Linked DNA regions of Mus musculus: region 2 is linked to region 1. Evidence: chromatin contacts called from ENCODE Hi-C or POLR2A ChIA-PET data. All regions are on one chromosome and are shown on one strand. Each heading gives the region's core, a stretch centred on a gene start or an enhancer-like site at or near the end of the contact. The rest is flanking DNA. Distances are from core to core; before and after follow the strand shown.

Region 1 (3,945 bases), core at 462-2,961:
GTTTGTTAGACCACGAAGCTTGGATCCCCGTCCCCGGTTTTTCCTTTAGACCAAGTCACACTATATAGGCCTGGCAAGCTTGGGACTTGCTGTATAGACCGTCTGGCATTTAACTCCAGCGGTGGTATTGTCTGGAGACTATTTCCACTTGGGGATTGGTCACAGGGTGAGGGCTGTCTGTCTGTCTGCACACTGTGGGGATAGTGGTTCCCTTGGCTTGTTAGCAGGCTCTTCCCCTTCAGACCGGGAGCCAGTCCAGTTTAGTGGAGTGAATTGGTCTTGTTTGCTACTGTAACCCCAACCTCCAGGAATTTTGGCATAAGAAAGATGATTAAACTGAGAGAAAATGATTTCTATACCCTATGCATTTCTGGGTGCATATTGAGATGTGGCTGTGCATTTTAGATCCCCTCTGAAAGGGCCTGTGCAGGACAGCAGAACTTGTATTACAGATCTCAGGTGGCTTTTACTCAGTCTCAGGTGCTGCAGAATGAAGCCATGGCCATATTTAATGTCATATTGTTACTTTTTAAGGGGCCTATTTCCTAGCCTTAAATTATAGACTAATTTTCTGCTATAGAATCCAGTAGCTTATTTTCTGTCTCTGCCTTTTGTTTGACTTTTTCTTTCTTTTGTGGCAGTTTTGGGAGGTAGTATGCTCTATTTGTTATTTTACTCCCAATCATCCTGTTCTCATGAAGTTCCCCCTGCTTTCTGCCTGTTCACCTTTAAGTTCTCCATTCAGCACCTTTCCCGGTTATCTCCATCTTAAGAAGCTGCGTTGCAGAGGGTCATGACTAAAGTTGCTTGCTCAATGAGTATGGGATTATGTGAAGCAGCCAGTGGGTGAGAAAAATGTGATGAGGGAATTTGGACCCTGTGAAGAATGTTCGTTTGTACTTGTTTACAGCTGATTGTCACAAGCCTTTTTTCCAAGGTCAGTTTTAGGGAATTTAAACTTAGTTTTGGCTAATGGAGCCCAATAAAACCAAACAAAATCAAAAATTGCTGTTCCCGTTTTTTGTTTTGTTTTTTGTTTCTTCTCTTGGCGGGGTGAAGTTGGGGTGGGATGGGGTGTCGATTTTCAATCTCTGTTTTTCACACCTTTTGGGGAGGTGGGAGGCTGTTTCCTAAAGGGAACCTTAACCCCTGTGTCTCCTACGTCTCTGACCACCCTATTGTCTGGGCCATTGAACTGTTATCGAAGCTGGATCCACTGACTGTTTTAGAGTTTTAAAATTACATAAAGATACTTATAATTTTGGTAACTTGAGACTCAGAAGGACTACATTGGAAAGTGGGGGTTGCTTTTTAAGTAGGGGCGGGAGCTTGGCTATCGCCGGGAGGTCTGGGTAGGTTGACTGATGCAATATCCACGTTGCGGGGCGTGGTGACGCTCAGCTAGGGACCGGTGCGGAATTGTGGTGACAGAACTTGAATTTTGTCAGGATGTGCACGTGTAAGTGACAAAATGTGAAAGCTTAACAAAGTTGGGAGCCACGAAGCTACAGGTTGCCCCACTGACGCACGGCACCTTGTTCATTCTGCCTAATGGCTGGCCGCGCTTTGAAGAATTCCGCGTTTCTAGCTCCACCTTCAGATGGACCTCTTGCCCAATCAGTGGCTTCAGTTTCACTAGGCTGGGTGCTCATTGGCTTTCATATAAAAGGTCCAGGTTACTGACGTTTCCACCTCTTCCTGGCCTCTCAGGTAATTGGCGTTCCGGGTAACCAATCAGGAAGAGGATCTCCGGGAACGCCAGCCTTTTACTTTACCGAACGGCCAATCCGGTGGGTAGGTTCACCCCTCTTTCTACCCAGAGTCACTGCTGTGGCCGCCGCCATTTTAGCGTTTTGTCAGAACCGTCCGCGCTGCAAGGAGGAGGACCTGCAGGTATCCATGCGGTGAGATACTCCACGTTCTTCCACTGTGTTCTTTTCTCTGTTAAAAAAACTTACCTGACTCCGGTGGGTGTCAGGGTTGGCATAGTGGGGTTGCGGTCTGCGCACCCGTCCCTGAGAGCCGACATCGGTCCTCGACTTAGTGCGGTAAGCCTGAAACAACCTTCCTCCAAGTCCTCGTTCTCTACTCCCGGAATAGCTTTCTTTTGTCCACCTTACCCTCTGCTTTGCTCAATCTTCTTTGGGGTTTCCACCTAGATAAATCTTAGATTTAGGCTGGAGAATCTGTCATGCCCTGGGCATTGTTGGCTTCCTCACCAAACTGTAGCACCAGTCTTTGACCAGTTCTTCTGTAGGAGCCTGTAATGACATGCCCCACCCCCACCCCCACCCCAGAGGACTCCTCCTACTCGGGCATTTTCTATATTTCCCTGCTTTTTATCTGGTTGATCCCGGAACTCACTACTCCGAGTGAAATTCCCACTTTTCCGGAAATGGTTGCTAAGAGAGGAAGAGCTAATTTGAAGTAATTATAATTAGCAAGTCTAGTAGTTAGAATCTTGTTTTCAAATGTCAAAGTGAGTAGCTCTCAGTACCTGTAGCATTTTTTTTATTTATGCTGAAAACTTAGAGCGTTATTCCTTTGTCTGGGGCAGGGGAAGTGTAACTCAGTGGCGGAATACTTGCCTATAATGTACCGTGCTGTAGGTTGGAGCCACACCGCAAAATCCCCTTTGTCTACAAAAGTCTGCCTTGTTACATTTTTCCTCTTTATAGAACTTCTTGTGAGAAATAGAAGCAGGCTCTTGTTGAACTCCACATTTGTTACTGATTGGAGATGTAAGAGCATGCCTGTAGGAGAAAACTTTTGGGACTATGTGCTAAAGTGAAAGGAGATGATGGGAGCCATTTATTTATTTGATTTTTTTTTTCCCTTTTTTTAACAGTTGCTATGGACTTGAGGTCTTCTCCTAAAAATCTTGTTTCTCTACTTGCAGGCTGTGTGGAGATGGTGAAGCTGTTCATTGGAAATCTGCCCCGGGAGGCCACAGAGCAGGAGATCCGCTCACTCTTCGAGCAGTACGGGAAGGTGCTGGAATGTGACATCATTAAGAATTATGGCTTTGTGCACATAGAGGACAAGACGGCCGCTGAGGATGCCATACGCAACCTGCACCACTACAAGCTGCACGGAGTGAACATCAATGTGGAAGCCAGCAAGAATAAGAGCAAAGCTTCAACCAAGTTACACGTGGGCAACATCAGCCCCACTTGTACCAACCAAGAGCTTCGGGCCAAGTTTGAGGAGTACGGCCCAGTCATCGAATGTGACATCGTGAAAGATTATGCCTTTGTACACATGGAGCGGGCAGAGGATGCGGTGGAGGCCATCAGGGGCCTCGACAACACAGAGTTTCAAGGTGAATCACTCTTTTGGAGTGCTCAGTACAAGGCTGTTAGGAATGAATTGGTTGAGAAAAGGAAGGCATTGGGATGGAAGGATTTTGCTGGCTGATGAAGGATCAGTGATACACTTGAACAAAAGCTTTTGTGTGTGTGTGTGTGTGTGTGTGTGTGTGTTTTCATGTTCTCTCCTACCATGTGGGTCCCGTGGATGGAACTCAGGTAGTTAGGTGACAAGGGCTTCTTTTACTTGTGGAATAGTCCACTGACCCTCTTTTTTGTGAAGCTTTCAGAAACAATGCAAAATATGTGCAATAAATTTCATAAAATGGAGAATGATGGTCTAGAGGGGGGAAAAGAGCTTGGCTTTTATGTTGAGCCCTTTAAGGCTTTGAGCCTGTTTTGAAGTCCTTTCTCTGAAGACTTCACCTGCTGGGCCCCAGCCCCCAGCCCCCACCGTCGCCCATTGCAAAGTGCTTGCCTCTGGCTTTTATTGGCTCAGCACAGCACAGGATCACTGTTGTGTTGCACTTGATAGAGGGAGATCAGAAGAAAAGGACACTTATAGGGACAGAATTCTGGGTTGAACTTACCCTCTTGTCTCAGTTCTTTTTCAGTACAAATAATGAGCTTCAAAAGT
Region 2 (3,945 bases), core at 857-3,356, 45 kb before region 1:
CATCCTCTATCACTGAGCTCCAATCCCATTTTCCTTGCATGAACTCTAGCTCTTCATCTTGCAGCAGGGGAGGGGGTTGCTGAATATCTAGGTACTCTTGGACAGGGACTGGTACCTCCACAGGAGCCTCTTTTTCATACATTTGGAAGATGACGTGGAGGAAATCCGACTCCTGAAAGGAGAGGTACTTGAAGTAGTCCTCTGAAGACACCGAGGGTTTCAGCCAATTCATCCATACACCGTGTCTGTTTGGTCGCTTGTCCCAGCTTTTGTGCCTTGGGAGTAATGTGAGAGAGGGCACCTTCTCAGGGACTGGCTTCGGAGTGCTTGTTCTTCTGGAGTAAAATCCAACCAGATTACGGTTGATGATTGGCATATGTTTATCTTGGTGTAGAAAAGATGAGGCCAAGTAGGAGGACCAATCTTTATCTGCTGAAGGCTCAATTTGGTCTCCTTCCTCAAAAGATAAGTGACTAACAGAGACTCGGCTCATCAACTCCTTGTAGACCTCTCCGGTGGTGTTCCCAACAAGACGATCCGCATCCATTTCTTCAATGGCTTTACCATCCAGTTCCCCAGTCAGATGGTTGTATAGGACTCCAGCCCCCTCAACGTGGAAAGAGTCGTTAAAGTATCTTTCAGAGAGTTGCACAGTAGCTACCTGGACTATAACTTGATCATGTACCTTCAAAGCAACAGTGACTGGCTGTGGGTGTAGTGGGATGATTCTCGGGGGTTGGAGATCCCACTTTCCGGAGGCTTCTTCCTCCTGCAGGCTTTTGATCATTTGCTGCAGTTTCTCTAGGTGGTGCTGGGCAGTTAGGCGCCGGGTAAGGACCCCGAGGAGGGGAGGCAGGCCAGAGTCCAGCAGGGAGTATCGACTCCACTCCATTCTCATGATCTTCATTTTCTGCTTCAGATCCTCAGCCACTATGTCCCGGAATGGCAGTGGTTTACTCTCTGAAGCCAAGATCAGCGGGGTGAGGGGATGAGGAGAGGGAGGAAGAAGGCACAACTCATCTGCCAGACTCCACCCCTCATGAAGACAAGGCATGGACTGGCCCCTTTGGAGCCAGGAATGGACTGGTGAGGTGGGGAATTGGTGACTCTCACTGCTGGGAGAATGACTAGGCAGTGGTACCATCGGTGAGGGTCTCGATTCAATTTCTTTATCCTTTATCATGGAGGGCACCCAGAGGAGCTGCTGTCTACTCTTCAGCTGGGGGATGGATTTCAACTCTTCCACTGGATCAGGTTCGGGCTCACTGGGGAAATCATATGGGCGGCTGAGTTGGACAAGGTAGTTCAGGTTGAGGCTAGAGCACGGCATGTGGTCTAAGCCAGTGCTGTGAGGCCAGGGGATTGGACAGAGCTTGAAAGTCCCAGGGGGACAGGGAGGAGGACGCAATTTGACTATGCCTCCCTGGGCGTGCTTTAAATTTAGCAGGGTCTGAAAATCAGCCAGCAGACAGCGATAGACATCAGGACTGGTGAGGAAAACTGTGCAATCCCTGGCAAGGTTTACTGCCAACCGGCTGAGGGTGGCTGATTCAGTGAAGACCCTTCTAGAGGTCGGCAGGGTCACCAGCAGGTGCAGGTAGCGTACGAAGAGCTGCTCACTACTGATCAGCACGTAGGACTCGAGCCGCTGCCGCAGCTTCTGGTTGTTTTCGTAGTCCAGAATGGGTTCTATAGGAGGTTCCCGCCAGTTGCACTTCAGCTCTTCTAGAATAACCTCAGTGAGACGAAGTCGGTCCTTGGCAGTTACTCGTGCCGCCCGCCCGCTGCTTGCTAGCCGCTTGGACACTTGGCGGCACAGCGGCCCAACTTTCAGCTTCGCCAGCGGGATGGATTGCAAGGGCGTGGCATCTTGAGAGGGGCGCTTCGGAGGCTCTGGAGGAGGCTTCGCCTTGCTGGGGAAGAGCGACAGCGGACTCAGCAACCGGTGGTAAATCGGCTTGAGGTCAGGTTCCTGACTGTGTGGTTCCATCTTTACCAGGTGGTTCCGGCTGAGCGGGTAGAGGACGCCAAATGGTTACTAAGGAAACTGCATCAATGCGCCTGCGCAGCCGGTAGCACTACCGGACAGCTCAGAGGCCTCAGCCTAGGGAGCGCACGCGCCAAGGAGGTGGAGCTAAGGGCGGCCTCCGAGACTCCGCCCATCCCACAAAGTAGAGTTGTGTTGGTCTCTGGACCCTACCGGTTCGGTGCGGCCTAGGCAGTGACAACAGCTAGGATGGCTTCGAAGTCGGGGGACGGTGGGACTGTGTGTGCGGTGAGTGAAAGCTTCATGTGGAGCCTCGCATAACTTCAGCCCTTGGGGTGATCAATATCTTGGGAAGCCAGGAAAGAACAGGCTCCTGGGGAGGTGAAATTCCGGGGTTAGGACGGAGATGCCCCTCACGGGAGGGGGGTTGGTGGTAAAGACCGCGATCCTGGAATGTTCATGAGATAATAAAGGAGGAATTTGAAGAGAAGTCAAGTGCAATGTGTGCAAAGAGACATAGGGGATGAGGTGGCGAGTAAGGATCATGTCTGACATGTGCCCTGGCCTTGCTTCCCTTACAGTTGGAGTTTGCAGTGCAGATGAGTTGTCAGAGCTGTGTGGATGCTGTGCACAAGACCCTGAAAGGGGTGGCAGGTAAGAGTAGACAATCTTTCTGGGATCAGCCAGGGGTTTGTGTTTAGCCGTATTCCGGTTGCATAGATGCAGAAAGAATGAAAGGAAGTTTCTCAGAGTCCGGGAGATGCAGAGCCTAGAGTATAGGCCTCAAGCTTTGCCTAGCCAGAGCTTTCTTCTAGTACAAACTGCCTGTCCAGCTGCTGAACAGCATGGAACTAGCCAGAGTATAGAGCACTTCCTACCAAGGGCATTCTAGAGGGGGAGGGGGGCGGGCATTTGAGGTCTGGCTTGGGAAATAGAACAGTTCTGAGAAAGCAGACAACATCCCTGGCCCAATTCAGGGACTTTAAGCCAGGAGGTCTGCAGGTGGGTGACCTGGCAGAAGAGGAAAGATATGAAAGGCAGAGTCATTTTCCTGACGCTAGAAACTGGCTGTTTTGGATTCTGTTAAATGTTCATTCAACCTTTCAGCCAGTATAGATTAGACACTGGGGGTTTCTGAGGGAAAATGTTTACCCCTATGCTTAGGTAAAGATCGTATAAGCTTTGGCAAAGGAGCGCTCCTAGAACACTTCCTTGGGAAGCCATGGTGGCAAAGGGAAAGAAGGAGATGAGAGTCTGAAGCCAGGACACTGGCAGGGGTGGGGTGGGGAACCCCAGTGCGTATAGTTCCACAGATGTACAGCTTCGTGCTTATTTTCTGTGTTTCTGTTTCTTCAGTGTTTGAACAGTGTTCATAGCTCAGTGTTGTCATGAGGAGTGAATTAGTTGATACAAGTCTTGAGCCTGTAGTGAGAGCCCACTCAATTTCAGGGGATTGTAAGAGGAAAGAGGAGAAAAGCTTACAGGCAAAGGTGGGGTTTTAGGAGGACGATTGAGGGGACTGATTGTTTTGTTTTATTTTGAGATAAGGTCTTTCTCCACATAGCCCTGGCTTTCCTGGAACTCACTATGTAGGCCAGGCTGGCCTGCAGTTCACAGAGATCTGCTTACCTTTACCCCCGAGTGCTGAGATGAAAGTTGTGCGTGCGTGCGTGCGCCACCACACCTGACCTGGAACTATTATTTGATTTATTATTAGTGAGTGTGTGCATGATGTGCTTGGAGGAGGGCTTGTGCATGTGGAGGTCAAGAACAACTCCAGAGCTGGTTCTCTGCTTCCAGCTGTCTTGTGTAGCATGAACAGTTCACCCAGGGCTGGAGAGATGACTTAGCAACTAAGAGCACTAACTGCTCTTCCAGAGGTCCTGAGTTCAATTTCCAGCAATCATCTGTAGTGGGATCTGATGCCCTCTCTGGTGTGTATGTACTCACATACATAA

What was found. Hi-C counts contacts between places; a loop is a spot of excess contacts on that map. ChIA-PET counts read pairs that join two places held with the same protein, here RNA polymerase II (POLR2A).
Region 2: a map of left cerebral cortex shows a loop between it and region 1 (5-fold over the local background). The contact joins the promoter of Ccdc87 here to the promoter of Rbm4 in region 1. A Hi-C loop is called at or near these places in 1 of 37 maps with a recorded cell type or tissue (left cerebral cortex). POLR2A ChIA-PET finds 5 or more read pairs at or near these places in 3 of 5 experiments (Patski and embryonic stem cell).

What each region holds. Positions count from the first base shown.
Region 1 is chr19:4,791,775-4,795,719 of GRCm38, reverse strand. It overlaps Rbm4 (RNA binding motif protein 4), which reads left to right and starts at 1,711. Exons shown (of 4, transcript NM_001290122.1): 1 at 1,711-1,904; 2 at 2,900-3,322. The coding sequence starts at 2,911. Gm21992 (predicted gene 21992) reads left to right here. Exons shown (of 3, transcript NR_157185.1): 2 at 1,711-1,904.
Region 2 is chr19:4,837,527-4,841,471 of GRCm38, reverse strand. It overlaps Ccdc87 (coiled-coil domain containing 87), which reads right to left and starts at 2,106. Exons shown (of 1, transcript NM_207268.3): 1 at 1-2,106. The coding sequence starts at 1,990. It overlaps Ccs (copper chaperone for superoxide dismutase), which reads left to right and starts at 2,150. Exons shown (of 8, transcript NM_016892.3): 1 at 2,150-2,275; 2 at 2,569-2,641. The coding sequence starts at 2,237.